2 separate regions of the Mus musculus genome follow, and region 1 is linked to region 2. The links are chromatin loops, found by intact Hi-C in ENCODE. Cell type or tissue: left cerebral cortex. All regions are shown on one strand. Links, peaks and the distances in the headings refer to the core of each region. The heading gives the core; the rest is flanking DNA. Region 1 holds the start of Mrtfb (myocardin related transcription factor B). Region 2 has its middle 45 kb from the start of Gm32596.

Region 1 (8,337 bases), core at 136-8,135, 52 kb after region 2:
CTGGGATTACAAATGTGGGCTATCATGCCAGGCTTGATGTGGGTCCTGAGGATCTGAATGCTGGTCCTCACAGTGGCACATTAAGCCATCTATCCCTCCAACTCCCTCTTAGGGGGCTCATTTGCTCTTATTGACTCCTCCCTCCATCCCTCTAGAACATGAAATGATGGTCTTGCTCATAGCTAGTAATACAATACTTGTCAGTTAGTGCTTAAAGTATTTTTATTGGGACATTAACCAAACCCTATTACTGGCATTTATAAAGTCCCTCATGCATCAAAAGACATTTTGATACCTTACATCCTTAATGATACCACATACTATATTGAATACCTTGACCCTTTGAGAAGATACATGTGTAGTCATCACTTCCCATGTTAGTACTCAAACAATGACACCCTTGTGGATGTTGCTACTTCCTCTGAGGGTCAGCTCTGTAACAGGCTGATGGTGGAAACACGGGACATGGCTTGTGTCGGGTTAGAAACTTGAATTTGGGAATGACAAAGCCTAAGGTGATGGACAGTTCCTACAAACCTGTCACTCTGTTCACAATGTCACTGATGTTAACCCCAGTCCCACCACAATTTTGTTAACAAGTTTCTGATTTATTCATCTTTCCTGTGCCCTTGTTTGCTTGCTTGTATATGCGTCCATGGCTGCTTTCTCCCTAGTGACTTCCAGAGTAAGATATTTTACACTGTCGGGTAGCTTTTCCTGTATAAGTGGAGGAGAGCCTTAAAAAAACAAAAGACAAAACAAACAAACAAAACATATGGTTCCTCTTATAGGAAGCTGGGAAAGCTCCGGAGAGGGACAGTCTCTTCAATGACCAGGAGGAAATCCACTGTGCTGGGAGTGCTGCCCAATGGGCAGAGATCTTTCCTACTGTGTAGGAGGCTCTGGATTCAATCTCCAACACCCCACAAATCAAGTGTGGGCACTTACCCATAATCCCAGCACTCAGGAGGTAGAGGCAGAGGGTCTTCAAGTTCATCTTCTAACTCTGTAGTGTATTCAAGAATGGTCTGGGCTAGGTGAGACCAGTATAGTTTTGTGGTTTTCCCCATTGTGCTAGAAAGTACTGGTGGTTGAACATCCTCCAACCTGATTTGGAGTTTATATTGGAAAAAAAGGAATGAGACAGGCACGACAGAGTTCTTTCCCATGTAAGAGTGTCCCAGTCTGGCTAGTATACTTTTACAAATGCACCGTGTATGTTAGCTTAGTTCATCCTGCGAAGTCTATTTATGGCCTTATTTTCAATGAGACCACTGACAGTATGGTTCCAGAGAGAAACATGTAAAACTTTATGTTGAAATCTTGATCTCAGGAAATTTGTAGGATGGGAGGTCAGAGACAACTTGTATGGGTCAGTTTTCTCCTTCCATCATGTGGATCCCAGGGATAGACCTGGGTGCTAGTATTAGCAGTATATGCCTTTACATACACTAGGCATGTGCATGCCTTTACATATAATAGGAATGTACAGTAGAATAGGAAAGAATTTGTAGGTCACCAAAGCAGGGTTTGTAGGTTTGGAGTCAATGACCTAGAATGGGATTCTTAACTGCCGCTCACCAATTGCGTGTCCTTAGGCAAGTCCACTCATTGTCTAGACTCTTGTTGAATTTATCTGTGAAAAAGAAACAACACCTACTTCCACTGAGGTGTGTGACAATGTGAGGCAGGCCTGGAAAAGACTTGCCTCAGTGGGCCGAGTAAGCCTTAAGAGCTGAAGACAAACTGGTACAGTCTTGTAGAGCCAGGGACACCAGTCTTCTGTCCTTCACCAGGAGACATTCAAAGGCTCTGATTCTCAGACTCTGAGACGTGGCCAGTTCCCTCCCAACTCCTTCCTTTTTCTTGGGCCTTCAGCCTAAAACTGAGAGTTATATCGTCAGCAATTCTGGTTCTCAGGCCTTTGAACTTGAACTTGTCGCGTCTTCCATCATTGCTAGTCTTGCTGGCAGCATATTGTGGGTCTTAGCATCCATGGTAAGTCCTCTCATGCATCTATAGGGTATCTGTTGGTTCTTTCCCTGGAGAACCTGCCTATGGAGGTCTGGGATTTCCTTTCTTCATCCACACCCCATTTTATTGGGCTACATCATCACGTTCAACATCTATATGTTCGGTCTCTGTAAGAGGAGTGGTTTCCAGGCAGCACAGGTAAGGAAGGTCTGGACCCACATTTGTTGACACTATGAGATCATCAGGATGGGTTAGCTTAGCAGGCCTCAGTGCAGTTTTCAGGGATGAGATAGAACCTTCCAGGCTCTTGATTCTGCAGAAGCTGTCACAGAGGGGCCAGCTCACAGGAATATACAAAACAAGACTGAATAAAAATGGCCCCCATAGGCCCACAGGGTATGGCACTATTAGGAGCTGTGGCCTTGGAGGAAGTGTGTCACTGAGGTGGGCTATGAGTTTTGAAAAGCTCAAGCCACGCTCAGTGGCTCAATCTCTCTTCCTGCTGCCTGAAAATCCAGATGTAGAACTCTCAGCTGCCTCTCCAATACCATGTCTTCCCACACTTTGCCATGTTTCCCATCATGACTATACTATACTAAACCTCTGAACTGTAAGCCAGCTCCAATTAAATGTTTTCCTTTATAAGAGTTGTCATAATGTCTCTTCACAGCAATAGAAACTCAAACTAAGACAAAGACCTTGTCACAAGGCAGTGCCAGGCCCTAGAGTCATGCAAATTCAAATACTGTGTTACTAAGACCATATGGGTATTTTCTTTATTGCAGGCTTCGGAAGTGTGATGGTTCGTATATGCTCTGCCCAGGGAGTGGCACTATTAGAAGATGTGGCCTTGTTGGAGTAGGTGTGTCACTGTGGGCATGGGCTTTAAGGCTCTCACCCTAGCTGCCTGGAAGCCATTCTTCTCCTAGCAGCCTTCAGATGAAGCTGTAGAACTCTCAACTCTTTCTGTACCATATCTGCCTGGTTGCTGCCATGTTCCTGCCTTAATGATAACGGACTTAACCTCTGAACCCGTAAGCCAGCCCCAATTAAATGTCCTTATAAGAGTTGCCTTGGTCATGGCAATTTTCTGTTTACAGCAGTAAAACTCTAAGGCACGAGGTTATGGGTACCCACTTTAGTGCATCTCACTATGCCAGCCTCTCTTCCTTAGAAGCAATTACTCTTAAGTTTTCTTTTGGGAAGAAGTCACACCGTAATGCAGTGGTTCTCAGCCTTCCTAATGCTGGGACCCTTTAATACAGTTCCTCATGTTGTGGTGATCCCCCAACCATAAAGTTATTTTGCTGTTATGAATCAATGTAAATGATACACAGAATCTGATATGCGACCCCCTGTGGCCCCGAACAGCTGACCTAACTCCACGAATGCCCTGGCTCTATGTCCATGAACCATTCTATCCTGGGTTCTCCCACTGTTTTCGAACATATTTTGCTTTTAGGGCTCTACAGAGTTGGAGAAAGTGTGAAAAGCGTTCTCTTGTCTAGTTGCATTAAGATGGGTTGCAACAGACCCCCTATTGGGGTCACTTCTTCCACTCGGAAGAACTACAGAGGGGTGGAGAGTGAGGCAGGGCTCAAGAGGAGGGGTTCCTACAGGTGCGGGTGTGGCATCAGAAACGCACCGACTCCACAGGCCGGTCTGCTCGTCCGCTGCAACCTCCTTCTGGAATGGGGAGGCGGCAAGAATGCACTTAGTGAGGCAGCATGAGCTGTTTGCTTGCTAGGGTAGCCGGCACTGACTGACCATCTATCTGACTGGGAGCAGCCAGAGCTTAGGCAGCAACCAAAGAGCTCCCAGCTCCGCAGCCCAGCTGCGCATGCGCCCCGGGGCAGCCAGGTGAGAGCGCGGCGGGAGCGGGCGGCCTCGCACCTGGGTTTTAACTTTTCCGGGTCAGGGGCGAGGGCGGATGCCGGGTGGGAGAAGGGAAGCAGGGTGTAAACCTCCGGGAGTCGGCTCGGCGCTACCTGGAGCTTCCAGGACGGGCTCCGTGCCTTCAGACGGGAGGAGGGTAAGCACGGGGGCGGAGCGAAGTCTCGCGAGATCCGGTGGTAGCTGCGGCAGCGGTGGCGGCGGCGGCGGCAGCGGCCGGGGAGGTGAGCGGCGAGCGGGTGCGAGGCGGCCGTTGGGACTGAGGCAGGGGAGAGCTGCGGAGGGCGAGGCCGGGCCCCGGGAGAGGGACGGACGGAAGGCCCGCGTCCTCGGTGGCCCCTCGAGGTTGCTGCGGCGCCTCCGGGTGCGCGCTGTCCCGGGACTCGCGCGGGGCGGGGCGGGGCGGGGCGGCCGCGGTCTCGGGGCTACCGGGTCCGGGCTTCCCTCGTCGGGGGTCCCCTGTGTGCGGCCGCGGCCCGATCTTCCCGGGCAGCCTGGAGTTGGTACCAGGCGCTTCGCTTGCGCGCTCCCACGCTGGAACTGCAGTGAGGTGCAGCAGCGCCTTGGCCGGAGCCACTCGACGGGGACGTGGTGGGATGGGGACGGCCCACGCCCCGGACTCACCTTCCATCCTCCTCCCCAGCCCTGCTCGCGGCTCTTCCCCTGGGGTCCCCGCGGGGCTGCAGAGGGTGTGTCTGCAAGCCCTCCCGAAATTGCACGCACGCAGCGTTCCGGGTTTCCAGGGAGAAAGTTTTCCACCGCTTTTGTTCTGTCCCTGAAACTTTGCCTAGTTCTCAGTGTTCAGAAGCTACCCTTTGGCCCTGTGTATGAGCAGACGCGGTGTGACAGTGACGAGGGGTGCGGCGGGTGTAGGGTCTCAGGCCACGAGGATAGCTCAAGGTTTGCCTCAGGCAAAGAAACTTTGAAAAGTTTGATTCTTTTCTGAAGCTTGAGATCGCACTCTTAGGATGAGCGGTTGTGAAGTTCCTAACTTTTGGTTCTGTGGCAAATGTTTGCCACCCTGACACGAAGTTCATACTATATCTTCCTATACGTGATCCAAGGTCAGTAGAGTGCTCTCCTTTAGATGTGAAGAAGAAATACGTGCTATGGCGTTAGTGCAGCCCAGACACCCAGCTAGGTAGGACGTAATATCACGGACCCTGCGGCTAGTGAGTATGTTTGGAGACACACACTCACGTATGTACGCATGCACTTGTGGGACAGTGAGTCTCAAAGTCAGGAACAAAGATTGGGACCTGAGATAAAACCGTGTTACTTGGGGTAATTGATGCTAATGAGAAAAACAATGTAGGCTGACTGACAGCGTGCAAGATAAATCACAGCCTGTCTCTGGTTAGGCTCAGATAATACAGCCCTCCAGGGATGCTGTATTCCAGGCTACATTGTAACCAATACAAAGCCCGAGTTCTCTACATTTAATGGAGTACACAAAATCCCTCATGCTTATTGTTAGTAATAAGGAAATAGAAGATTGAAATTGTTGCACTTGGCAGTATGCTCCATGTGTGTCTAGTAGATGCAGGTGTAATGTGCTGTGGAAGTTCACACAGTTCCCTTTCCTTCACCTTGTTGGACTACATAATTGGGGCAGGGTGGTGGGTGTTTTCGAGAATGACTTGCCACATGGTTCAATATTGAATCCTAAAGTATGTTAATCTATAGTGGGCCAGGGTAGCCTTCATTATCACCTCCACCACTCATGTGTTAGATGGCTCTCGGTCCAGGGCTGGAAACACTGCAGATGCTTTCCGCTGCCGTCTAGGAGTCTCTTCAGTAACTAACAATGTGCTATGGGGACAGTTCTGCCCTCTTGAGAACCACTATATAAAGCACACGCTCCACTATCTAGCTAATTATAACAGCAGAATCTAATACACACTTTTCACTGGGAAGTAAAAATAAAATTCTCTCTGTGAGTCTGATACATAAAAAGACAGCCTCTGGCTAGGGACTCTTTCATGGATCATCATCTCTGGCTCTCAGGAGCCAGGTTAGTACCTGTTCATCTGCAGTTGTTTCTCTTTTGGGGGAATCCTTGTTGGAAATGTTGGTCACACTTGAACTGCTGACTGGCATGAGGTGAGAGTGGAGTTGGAAGCCAGGATGGTGATGGGCTGTTGGGAGTGTCCTTGAGTACCAGTGTAGCCCCGGAGCCTTTTCTACTTAGGGATAGTAGTGCATTTGGAGAATACAGATGTGCTCAAAAGTGAAAACTAAAATTACCTATCTAAGCAGTTCTAGGGGTTGGCTCACAAACAAGCTTGTCTTCATTGGAAACTTCTCCATGGAAGGGGAAAAAAAATCAAGAAAAGTTCAGCTCAGTCCATTTGTAGCTACAGCAGTAAATTCCAAATTGTTTAAATCTGAAAAAGTTTATTTTTGCCTTTTTTTCTTTAAATATAAGTTGCTTCTTGCTATAGAACATTTATTCTGTATTGCTTATTACTTTAGAAAGGCACTATGGAAATTAACATCTAAGTAAAGACTTATGAAAATAGGATGCCACATTTAAAGTTGTCTAGACATAGATACAATGAACCCTTGTAAAGTTGAACAATTCATCTAAGTGAAAGTAATTCATTTTTATTGCATTAGGCAAACACTATCCAGTTCCAGGGTAAAAAAAAGGCCAATTGTTTTGGTTGTTTTTATTAATCATTATTCTAGTTAGGATTTTCTGCCATGGTAAACACATGACCAAAAGAAACTTGGGAAGAAGAGGTCTGTTTTTGCTTACACTTCCCTATCAGTCCATCATTTTAGAAAGTCAGCGTAGGTACTCAGGGCAGGAACCTGGAAGAAGAGCTGGTGGAGAGGCCTTGAAGGAAGGAACACTACTAGCTTGTTCATCCTGCTTTCTTTCAGAGCCCAGGACCACCTGCCTAGGGGTGGCACCGCCTACAGTGGGCTGGGCCTCCCACAGCAGTCAGCAGTCAAGAAAATGCAGCCCAGGCTTGTTCACAAGCTAAACTCAGTTGAGGCTTTCTCTTCTCAGATTACTTTAGCTTGTGTCAAGTTGACATAGGACCAGCCAGCACAACCTACCTGTTCTTAAATGAATTAAGTATGAATTATGAATTAAGAGTGTGTCTTGACGATGCCATCTAAGGGAAATAGGACTATACAAACATTGGTTGATTTCTAACAATAAAAACTGAATCCAAAGAATGACTTGCAAAATGAAGCTACTCACCTTTCTAGATCCTTCCATCTTAACTTGATATTTTTATTCTGAAGATTTAAAAATCACAGTCACTCTCAGAGCCATGATTTTTTTTAATGTTGAGAGGAGAGCCTCACGTGCGGTAGTGGCCTGTGCACGAATTAGGTGAATGTGAGTTATTCTAATTGGCCGCTTTAGTTGCTTTTCCATTCTGCAAAGCTCATCCTTTTCTTTATAACTTTTTTGGAATGGGTCATCCTTAGGTTAATTTTAGTAATTATCAGTTACTACTGCTTAGTAAGAAATGTGCTTGAAAACACTGACTGTAGGAAGCAGGCAATGTATATGGAGAGCTGTCTCCTGGTGTCTGCGCTATCTGACAACAGCGTGGGCCCACAGGAAATCCAACTGCACAACAACTGCTTGAGTACTTTGTCCCCAGGTAGACTTGTTTTCTTTGCTGTTCATGTTTGGTGATTCCCCCAGCTAGCAGCTCTTCATAAGGCCCCGGGGCTTATTATTGCAGACAAGTGTGAGCTGAGCCTGGGAGAAGTGCCAGCTGAGGGGCTGTGGAGATGGCTCCACAGTTAAAGTGCTTATGCCACAAGCCTTAGCACTGGAGGGAGCCCAGGTAAATGCTGGGTGGGTGTGGTGGCCCACCTGTAATTTCAGCCTTGGAAGTCAGAGATGGCACATCCAGAGCAAGCTAGCTAGTGAGACCAACCATGTCAGTGAGCTCTGGGTTTGATCGAGATGACCTGCCTCGATGAATAAGGTGAAAGAACAATCCTGGCTGATTCCTGACATCTACCTGAGGCCTCCGTATGCATCTGCACAGACATACACAGAGACATGCATGCACACACGATGCACATCACGTACACATGAAAATGCAGAGACAGCAGCAGAGTAGAGCATGTGTCTCCAGGACTACTGGCCACCACTGGAGTCTGGGCAGGCAAGGGGATAATTTGCATGCTACCCAGTCATAGCTGTGGCTGCTGCTTCAGAGACTTTTAGCATCATCACATGCTTTGCTTGACTGAGGGGGAGATACTCTTTGTCATGGTCATACTAAAATTGCCATTCAGTATAGAATTTAAGGGAAATATTTCCTCTTAATCATTAAATTTGGACTCTGGCTTATAGGCAGACTCTTTGTGGGAGTACTGTTTCAACATTTAAGAATTCTGTTTATATGGACAAAGTGTTCACATGACTCAAACACTTAAATAATGTGGGCATGTTCAGAAAGCCAAGTTTCCAGTTCTCTTGGGTACTCC
Region 2 (8,337 bases), core at 330-8,329:
CAGAGAGATTTTCAAGCGCACAGGGTATGCAGAATAATTTAGCTTTGGCCTGCTGTCAAGCTTAAGAATGAGATGTTGTTCCAGCAGAGTCCTGTCCTGTGCCCCTCCCTGTCCCCACCAGAGTCCTGTCCCAAGCTCCTTCTTGTCCCTCTTCCTCTGCCTCCAGACTGACAAGATATTCGACCTCTTCTCAGGTCCAAAGGTGACCTTCCACTGAAACCTCTGAAACTAAGAAATAACTCTGAAATAAATTATCTCTCCTTTAAAATATTTATTTATTCCTGGAATTTCCATACATGTTTATAATGTTTCTTGACCGTATCCACCCTTGACTGCTTCTCTCCAACTCCCCTTGAGTCCACTAACACACTTCCTCCCAAGCCATAGCTTCCTTTTTTCATAACCCAGATTCACATTAGTATTGCTCATACACTCCTGGATATGGGGTCCTTCAATGGGACATGGGCAACCTCCCAGTAGCCACCCCCAAAGAAAAATGACTCTCTCCACCCCAACAGCTACCAACTGCCAATAGCTCCTCAGTGAGGAGATGGAGCCCTGGAAATCCCTCCTCCACCCATGCTCGAATGTTCAACTGCATTGATCTGGTAGGTGTCTTGTGGAGCTGCTGTGGGCTCCTGTGTGCAATGGCCGTGTCCTGTTCAGAAAACAGCCTGAGGTTCTCCTTGTCACAGTGAGCATCAGAAATATAAGAATTTATTTCTGAGCCCTTGTTCTACTCATGAGGTTCCTGCACTATTGGGTTTGCAACAGGCTTTGGAACCAGGAGCCATGAGTTTTCCAACTGTGTTCTTTCTCTTAACCATTTATTTCTTTATTAATAATATGCGTATGTGTTTGTATTAGTGTTGTGGTGAGTATGGGCATGCACATGCTATTGTGTGGGTGTGGAAATCGAAGGGCAACTTTTTAGTATGTTTTCTTGTACTTTGGGGCATGTGCAGGGTGGGGCACACATATCACTGCACATGTGGAGCTCAGAGGACAATTCTGGGGGGTCAGTTCTCTCCTGTCATGTGGGGCACACATATCACTGCACGTGTGGAGCTCAGAGGACAATTCTGGGGGGTCAGTTCTCTCCTTCTGTCATGTGTGTTCTGAACACTGCACTTATTTGACCTTTTTATTGAAATGGCATTGGATCCATGTCACTGAAGGATGTAATTTATCCCCTGCCTCTCTTATCTTTTTGTCTCTCTGTTTGCTTACCAGAGGACTTTTGTAAAATAGAAAGCCCTGCCTTTTGTGCAGCCAGAGTTAAGTGGCAGAAGGGGTTTCTGGGAGCAGGGCAAGGTGGGGGGATGGTGGCACTTCTCTTTGCTTGGTGGTAAGGCAGGGCTTCAACTGCCCCTGAAGAAAGCTGTATTCAAACCCAGGTTAGGAGAGACTAGTCCAGTTACTTCTGCAAAGTCACCTCAGGTTATTCCCTGCCAGTAAATCAAGCTGAAGCTAGCCCTTCCCCGGGCCAGGTAGTTGGAGTCGGTAGTTATTAAAGTGATCTCCTCAGAGCTGGAAAGACGGCTCAGTTCATACAGTGCTTTCTGTGTAAACATGAGGATTGCACCTACATCCCCAGAGCTCACATCAAAGCCAGGCATGTACTTGTAATTCTGGAGCCAAGAAGGTGGAAGCAGGAGAATGCCTGGGACTCTCTGACCAACTAGCCCGGCCTTCCTGATGAGTTCTAGGTCTGTGAGAGACTCTGCTCCAAAAACAAAACCAAAAATCAGGTGGATATCTCTAGAGGAGTTATACCACAAAATGACCTCTAACCTCCCACTCATGTCCACACACATGAACACGCACACACAAACAAAATAAGTTAAAAAGAGTTGGAGAGATGACTAAGCAATCAGAACACTCACTGCTCTTACAAAAGGTCCTGGATTCAGGTCCCAGCTCCCACATGACTGCGAACAGCAATCTGCAACTACTGTTCTCAGGGATCCAGTATTCTCGTTTAACTTCTGCATGCATGGTGCACTTATGTACATGCAGGCAAAATCTCATATGTGTAAAATAAAAGTAAATAAGTTAAATTTAAAAGTTATCTACTCATACAACACACACACACACTCACTGGGACTATAGACTCGACTCAGAATAACTTCTGAACATTGGAGTTTCCCTATCCAGTACAGTAGCTATGACCCATGTATAGCTATAGAAGTGTAAACTCACAGGAGTTGTGGTGTACACCTGTAATCCTAGCACTTGAGAGAGGTAGAGGCAGGAGAACCAAGAGATCAAGGCCAGCTTCAGCTACATAGCAAATTCAAGGCTGGCCTGGGCTATGTTAAATTCTATCTCAAAAAAGGGAAACTTATTAAAACTAGATAGCTTTGTACTAGGTACATTTCAAGTGATCCGTAGCCACATGGAGTGGCAGTTGCCATATTAATCAATACAGTCCCAGGCTATTCCTATCATAAAAGAAGAACTGTTAGATAACACTGCTCTAGTCCTGGCAAATCAGAAAGTATCATTAAGAATGACACGGTTGGAGAGATGGTTCAATGATTATAGGCACACACTGCTCTTCCAGAGAACCTGGGTTCAGTTCCTAGCACCCACATGGTAGCTCACAACCATCTGTGACTCCAATTCAAGAGATCTGACACCTTCTTCTGACTTCTGCAGGTTCGAGGCTCACACAGTGCACATACACATACAGAAGCAAGCATCCATACACAAAAGTAAAAATATTAAAGAATATTGTCGGGAAGCATGCACCAGACAGGTGAACCCTATGCAGAAGACTCCCCTGTGTGTTAGGAGGTGAGATGCTGGCTCTGGCCCTGCCACTCCTAACTCTGTAACTTTTGGGTAAATCACCCTCCCCTCTGGTTGTTTTCATTGCCAACAAGATGTGTTTGGTAACACAGTGCTGAGAACTCTTGCAATGACCTGTAGTTTATGGTGTGTTAGCATGAAAAAGACAAAAAACAACACATCCACAAGAAAGGAGCTGGGATTCTGGGGATGTGGAAGGGGGTGGGTGCTGCTTGGTGTTACCCAGCTGAGCCATCATAAACTAGTTACTTAACCTCTCTGAACCCCATTTCCACATTCATAAAAGTAAAGGGGGGCATTTGGAAAATCGATTGAGAAGATTCAACGAAAAAATACATTGAAAACCAAAACAAAGGACTACAAAATGTCTCCATGCCAAATAAATGGGAGAGTCAACAAATGTATTTCTCAACCTGCTTATAAGGAGAGCTTTTGGCTTTTACTTTTTTGGGTGGGGACACTGTTACTCTTGAGACAGGATCTCTCACCAAGTCTAGAGCTGGGCTGGAGGCCAAGTGTCAGCCATCTTCCTGTGACCACCTACCACCACTAAGGTTATGGCACATGCAACCTTGCCTGTCTTTTTAAGTGGGTGCTGAGAATATAAAGTCAGGCCCTGATGCTTATGTGGCCATTGAGCCATCTTCCAGTCACTCGACAGAACTTTTCCTAAGTCTCTTGAGAAGCATCAACAATTACAGAAACACCCTGAAATTGGGGTGCTCTCTTAATGTCAGCTTGAATTTACCGCTGTCCATCCAGTGTGGCCCTGAAAAATACCTGACCTGGGGAAGAATTTGAAAGAGTGGAATCATGGCACTTTATGATCAGGCTGAAGTGCAGGCAGATGTGAGCAGAAACCAGAGAAGGGGAGAGTATGGTGTGGGGATCTCCTAGCATTTCCACAGGACAACTCTGCAATGTACCCATTGCACAGATGAGGAAACCAAAGTCCCACACATCTAAACATTCAGCAAGTGGAAGATCTGGAATCTAGCTCATGCCCAAATGGCTGTGCACACCCTAATCGTTTCTTTCAACAATCAGACAAGATCATGTCCCTAGAGGTTTAAGCCTGCAGTCAGTGGGGAAGAAAACTACCTTCAGGCCAAATAATGCCATCCTCAGACTGCTTCGTTACAGAGTCAGCTCCTCTATATATGTGTGTATCTTTATTTGTATTTTATTTCCTAGCAGTGCTGGGAATAGGACCTCCTGGCCTAGTTCATGTCAGTCAAATGCTCGCTATCTGATAGAATCTATCGCTAAGCTACAGCCCAGACCTTGTTATTACAAGATCTTACTCTATAGTGAAGCTGACCTGAACTCAGGCTGGCCCAGGTTAGGAACTCTCCTGTCTTTGTCTCCCAAGAGTATGACTGCAGAAGTGCACCACCCACTCCTATGCATCTGAGTTAATTCTTTCATTTCTTGTGTGTGTGTGTGTGTGTGTGTGTGTGTGTGTGTGAGAGAGAGAGAGAGAGAGAGAGAGAGAGAGAGAGAGAGAGAGAGAGAGTTTGCGCGCACATGCGCGCCACAGTACCCACGTGGAGGTCAGGAGACAATGTATGGGAGTTGGTTCTCTCCTTCTACTCTGTGGGTCCCTAGGGATCAAGCAAAGGTAGTTAGGCTTGCTAGCAAACATTTTACCCACTAAGCTGTCTTGCTGGTGATGTAGGCATTCAGATTCAGGTCTTTATGTTTGTGAAGCAAGTACTTCACATTAAGCCATCTTCCCAGCACCCCCGGAGTGAGCTCTTTTAGATGGAATGGGTTTAATCTGCTCTTCTCTGGTCTTTCCAGCTTCCCATTGAAGATGATTCAAGAAGTCCCAAAGCAGAGCTAAAATCAGCCTTCCAGCCTCGCCACCGCCCACCCTTGCTCCTCTGGGAACTGCCAGTGGTGAGCAGGCCAGGATGAAGCCTGAGATATGAGGAAGTGCACTGAGAACACATTCTCCATGTCTTAGAACTTGTACGTGAACCCAGAGATACTGGATGGTCTGGTAGACTGTAGAGGCCTTGGCTCTCAGGCATGGATAAGGGAGCCTGATGGAGGCGTGCCTGCGCACACTATGTCTTGTTGGATAAATTCAGTCTCCAAGAGACTGGACACTAATCAACTGCAATTAAAAAGCCAGGCAGATGATTCAATCAACAAAGTGGCAATCCCTCAGCACTCATGTTCTCTCTACCCCTAACCCCCTATGGGTTCTACAGACTGCACACTCACAGTTCATCCGGCTTGAGTGGCAAGGGCCTCGAGCTGCTGAGCCAGGTTATGTTTTAAAGTCTGACTCCCTTAGGGTAATGGAAACCTTTCTGCAATGATCAGGTCTAAACAGCAAACTACTTTATGTACTGTACCTAGCACTTGTTTTGTTTTTGTTTGTTTGAGACAGGAGTTCTCCACCTAGCCCTGGCCATCCTGGAACTCGCTGCCTCTACCTTCGGAATGCTGGGATTAAAGGTGTGCACTACCATGCCCAGATGCATCTTAAAACCAATGGCAGGCTGGAGTCTTATAGAGAACAAGGGAAAGAAAGCATTGAGAACACTGGATTCCTCTGGCAGATCTGGCTGAATTTAAAAGTCCTCATCTACAGTTAACTCAGCCAAGATCACGGCTCCAGCAGCAGGCAGGGTTGCCGGCCTTGAGCTGTATGTAACCCTGTCTTTAAACACAACCACATGGATGACATCATTTGTTTGCTCTTGGCTACTGGACTGGAAAACTATTAAGGCAACATCTGCTTTGCTTTGTGATTGAATCTGGGGGCAAAGGGCAGGTCTCCATGGCCTTCAGATAGTGACTGCTCTCAAGTTGCAGCCACTGCCGATTTTCCCACTCCTGAGGACTCTGGTCATGGGAACCGAGTCCTTGTCCAGAACCTCTGACTTTGCCTCCAGCAGGTGCAGTCCATGGTGGTTGCTGTAGGGTTGTGTTTTGAATACAGCTCGACAGCATTTGACATGATTTGGTTTTTCTTTTGTTTGTCTCTACCAGGATGATACCCCAACCATGAGCACACCCCTTATTCTCCTAGGCCAGTGTTTCTCAGTTCGTGGGTTGCAACCCCTTTGGGGAGGTTAAATGACCCTTTCACAGGGATCACATATCAAATATTCTACATATCAGATATTTACATTATGATTCATAACAGTAGCAAAATTACAGTTATGAAGTAGCAACACAATAACTTTATGGTTGCAGTCAGCACATGAGGACCTGTATTAAAGGGTCCCAGCATTAGGTACCTTTAGAGCCCTTCCCTAGGGCCAAGAACACCTAGCAGGCCACTTTCTAGATGCGTGTTAAATAGGTCATAGTGTTTCTCAACTAGGGGGATGGGCGGTAGAGTGGGGGATGGGGAGCACGCAGATAAGGAGGAGCAAGGTGGCCATCTAGTAATGGAGGTTTGGAACCTGACACTGCCTCAGGCCTTCTCATGATGTCAGCGTTGGTCATGGGAGTAAATGCTTCTGGAAACTCTCTCTCACTCTGATTCTCTCCTCCCCAGCCCCCCTGCATGTGTGCATGTACATGTGTCCATGTCCTGTGTACAGGTGAACACGCCTGAGGAGGCTCTGGAACCCGCAGTCCAGGCTCCAGCAGAGAGGAGCTTGGCCTGGATTCCTGACACACAGTCTTTTAGTGAACAATATAGCAAATTCATGACTAGGTCATTATTTTGTATATTATATATAACTTTATATTTTCCATTCTTTAATATATTTTATATTAATAGATATCTATATTTTATATTATGTTACTTTATATTTTATAGGTATCAGTTTATTGTACATTAACATATTCATACTTTATATTGTTACTTTATGTTTTATAGATATCAGTTTATTATACATTAATATATTTATATTTTATATTAAGTTATATATTTTCTATTTATTATCAATTATATATTCATATATTATATGTGTACCATATATTAATACATTTTAAAATTGCATGTATTATTTTATATATTATTTTCTATTTACTAATAATAAATAATTAATAATTATTAACTTATTAGATTTTATATTATGTACTAGTTTATATTCATTTATGTATTATATTTTAATATATAAAGTATTGATATTTATCAATATATTATATTAATATATTTTATATGTTATTTATTATTTTACATTTTATCATTATAGTGAATAAGCCCGTTTAATGACCCTTGTTTCCATCATCAGTTGATGAACACAGTCACTGCATCAGTGGGACCTTCCAGGAAGTTCTATGCTCACCTGTATCAGTGCAACCATGAACTTCTATTAGACCTGCACACAGAGATAAGACAGTCAGAATTGCTTCTGTCTTCACAATCCTCCCATTTAAATGCCTGGACTTCTAACCTTATACAATCTCTGCAAATCTCAGATCCAGGCAAGGGAACCTAGTCCCCCATATAGAAGCTGGAAATCTGGGAACTCTGCTGGGCTGTGTGATTTTTAAGCAAGTTACTTAACTTCTCTGAGTCATAGGAGTATTAAATTTAGATCAAAGGAAAGAACAGATGTGGGGGAGCCATGGTAAATTAGAACGTTGTAGCCTGTGAACGGTCTACGCAGATGGTGGTGGCAGTCATAACTCTCCAGAGAGCAGTAATTCCTGAACTCCCCTCAATGGGGCAGAACCTGCAGCTTTATAACAACTCCCTCCCCTCGTCCCCTTTACCCTATTCCCACACTTCTTTCGGCTTTTACATGTTCATTTATTGTTTATTGAGTGTGTGTGTGTGATGGGGCGTGCATGTGGAAGTCAGCTCTTGTAGAGATCAGAGAATGAGTTGTGGGATTTGGCTCTTTCTTTCCACCATGTGAGTTCCAGGAATTAAACTCGTTACCAGGCTTGTTAGTAAGCACTATTCCCCACTGAGCCCTCTCGCTGACTTTAAAGAATGACCCCACCCCCCTCTGGTGAGTCCTACTTTGCTCTAAGGGATCATAGACATCATGTGTTAGCAACCACTAATGGGTGTTTGAACACACTGTGACCACACTGCTCCCAACCCTTATGTTAAGTCATCCGTTGGCTCCAGAGGTGCCCATGTGACTCAGACCTGGCCACTTAGGCCATCACTTTCCCTCACTGATAGTGAGAATGCCATTTAGGCTGAGCCAAGAGTCTTTTGTAAGGATCTTTGAGGAGTGGCTATGTCCCTTCATACCCTCAGAACCTAGCTTGATAAAGAGCTGGAGCTATGGCAGAAGGAAGGCAGGGTTTGTCTGAGAATGACCAGCAACAAACAAGCAGGAGATGCACAAAGCTGTGATTTCACCACTTTCACCTTTAAATCCAGCAGTGCCTGATCCTGAGACTAAATTGCATGTGCGTTGCCTTGGAAGCTAAAACATGAGATCTGAGTCACTTGCACCTCTAAGAATCCTGCCTCCTGTCTCTGATATGATCTTTAGTTTTATTAATTGCTATTTCTTTTTCTCCCCATCTACAGCTGCAGGCTCCATCTGAACCCACTGATCCATTAATTTATTTGAGATTGGAGGGTGG

Evidence for each region. Hi-C counts contacts between places; a loop is a spot of excess contacts. Peaks named below come from ENCODE experiments on the same cell type or tissue, not always from the same donor. Only the 100,000 strongest peaks of a DNase experiment are listed, where the experiment ranks them.
Region 1: it touches region 2 in a loop (3-fold over the local background); 6 of 42 quality-filtered maps call a loop at or near these places.

What each region holds. Positions count from the first base shown.
Region 1 is chr16:13,252,464-13,260,800 of GRCm38, forward strand. Mrtfb (myocardin related transcription factor B) reads left to right here and starts at 4,018. Exons shown (of 17, transcript NM_001122667.2): 1 at 4,018-4,091. In left cerebral cortex, for the core only: CTCF peaks have their summits at 3,895 and 4,099; DNase peaks (open chromatin) are centred at 3,824, 3,988 and 4,455; H3K4me3 peaks cover 2,548 bases; H3K27ac peaks cover 1,638 bases.
Region 2 is chr16:13,200,481-13,208,817 of GRCm38, forward strand. No RefSeq gene overlaps it. Among named protein-coding and RNA genes, the nearest start is that of Gm32596, 45 kb to the left of the region's middle. In left cerebral cortex, for the core only: a CTCF peak has its summit at 7,448; DNase peaks (open chromatin) are centred at 4,665, 7,323 and 8,079; H3K27ac peaks cover 3,128 bases.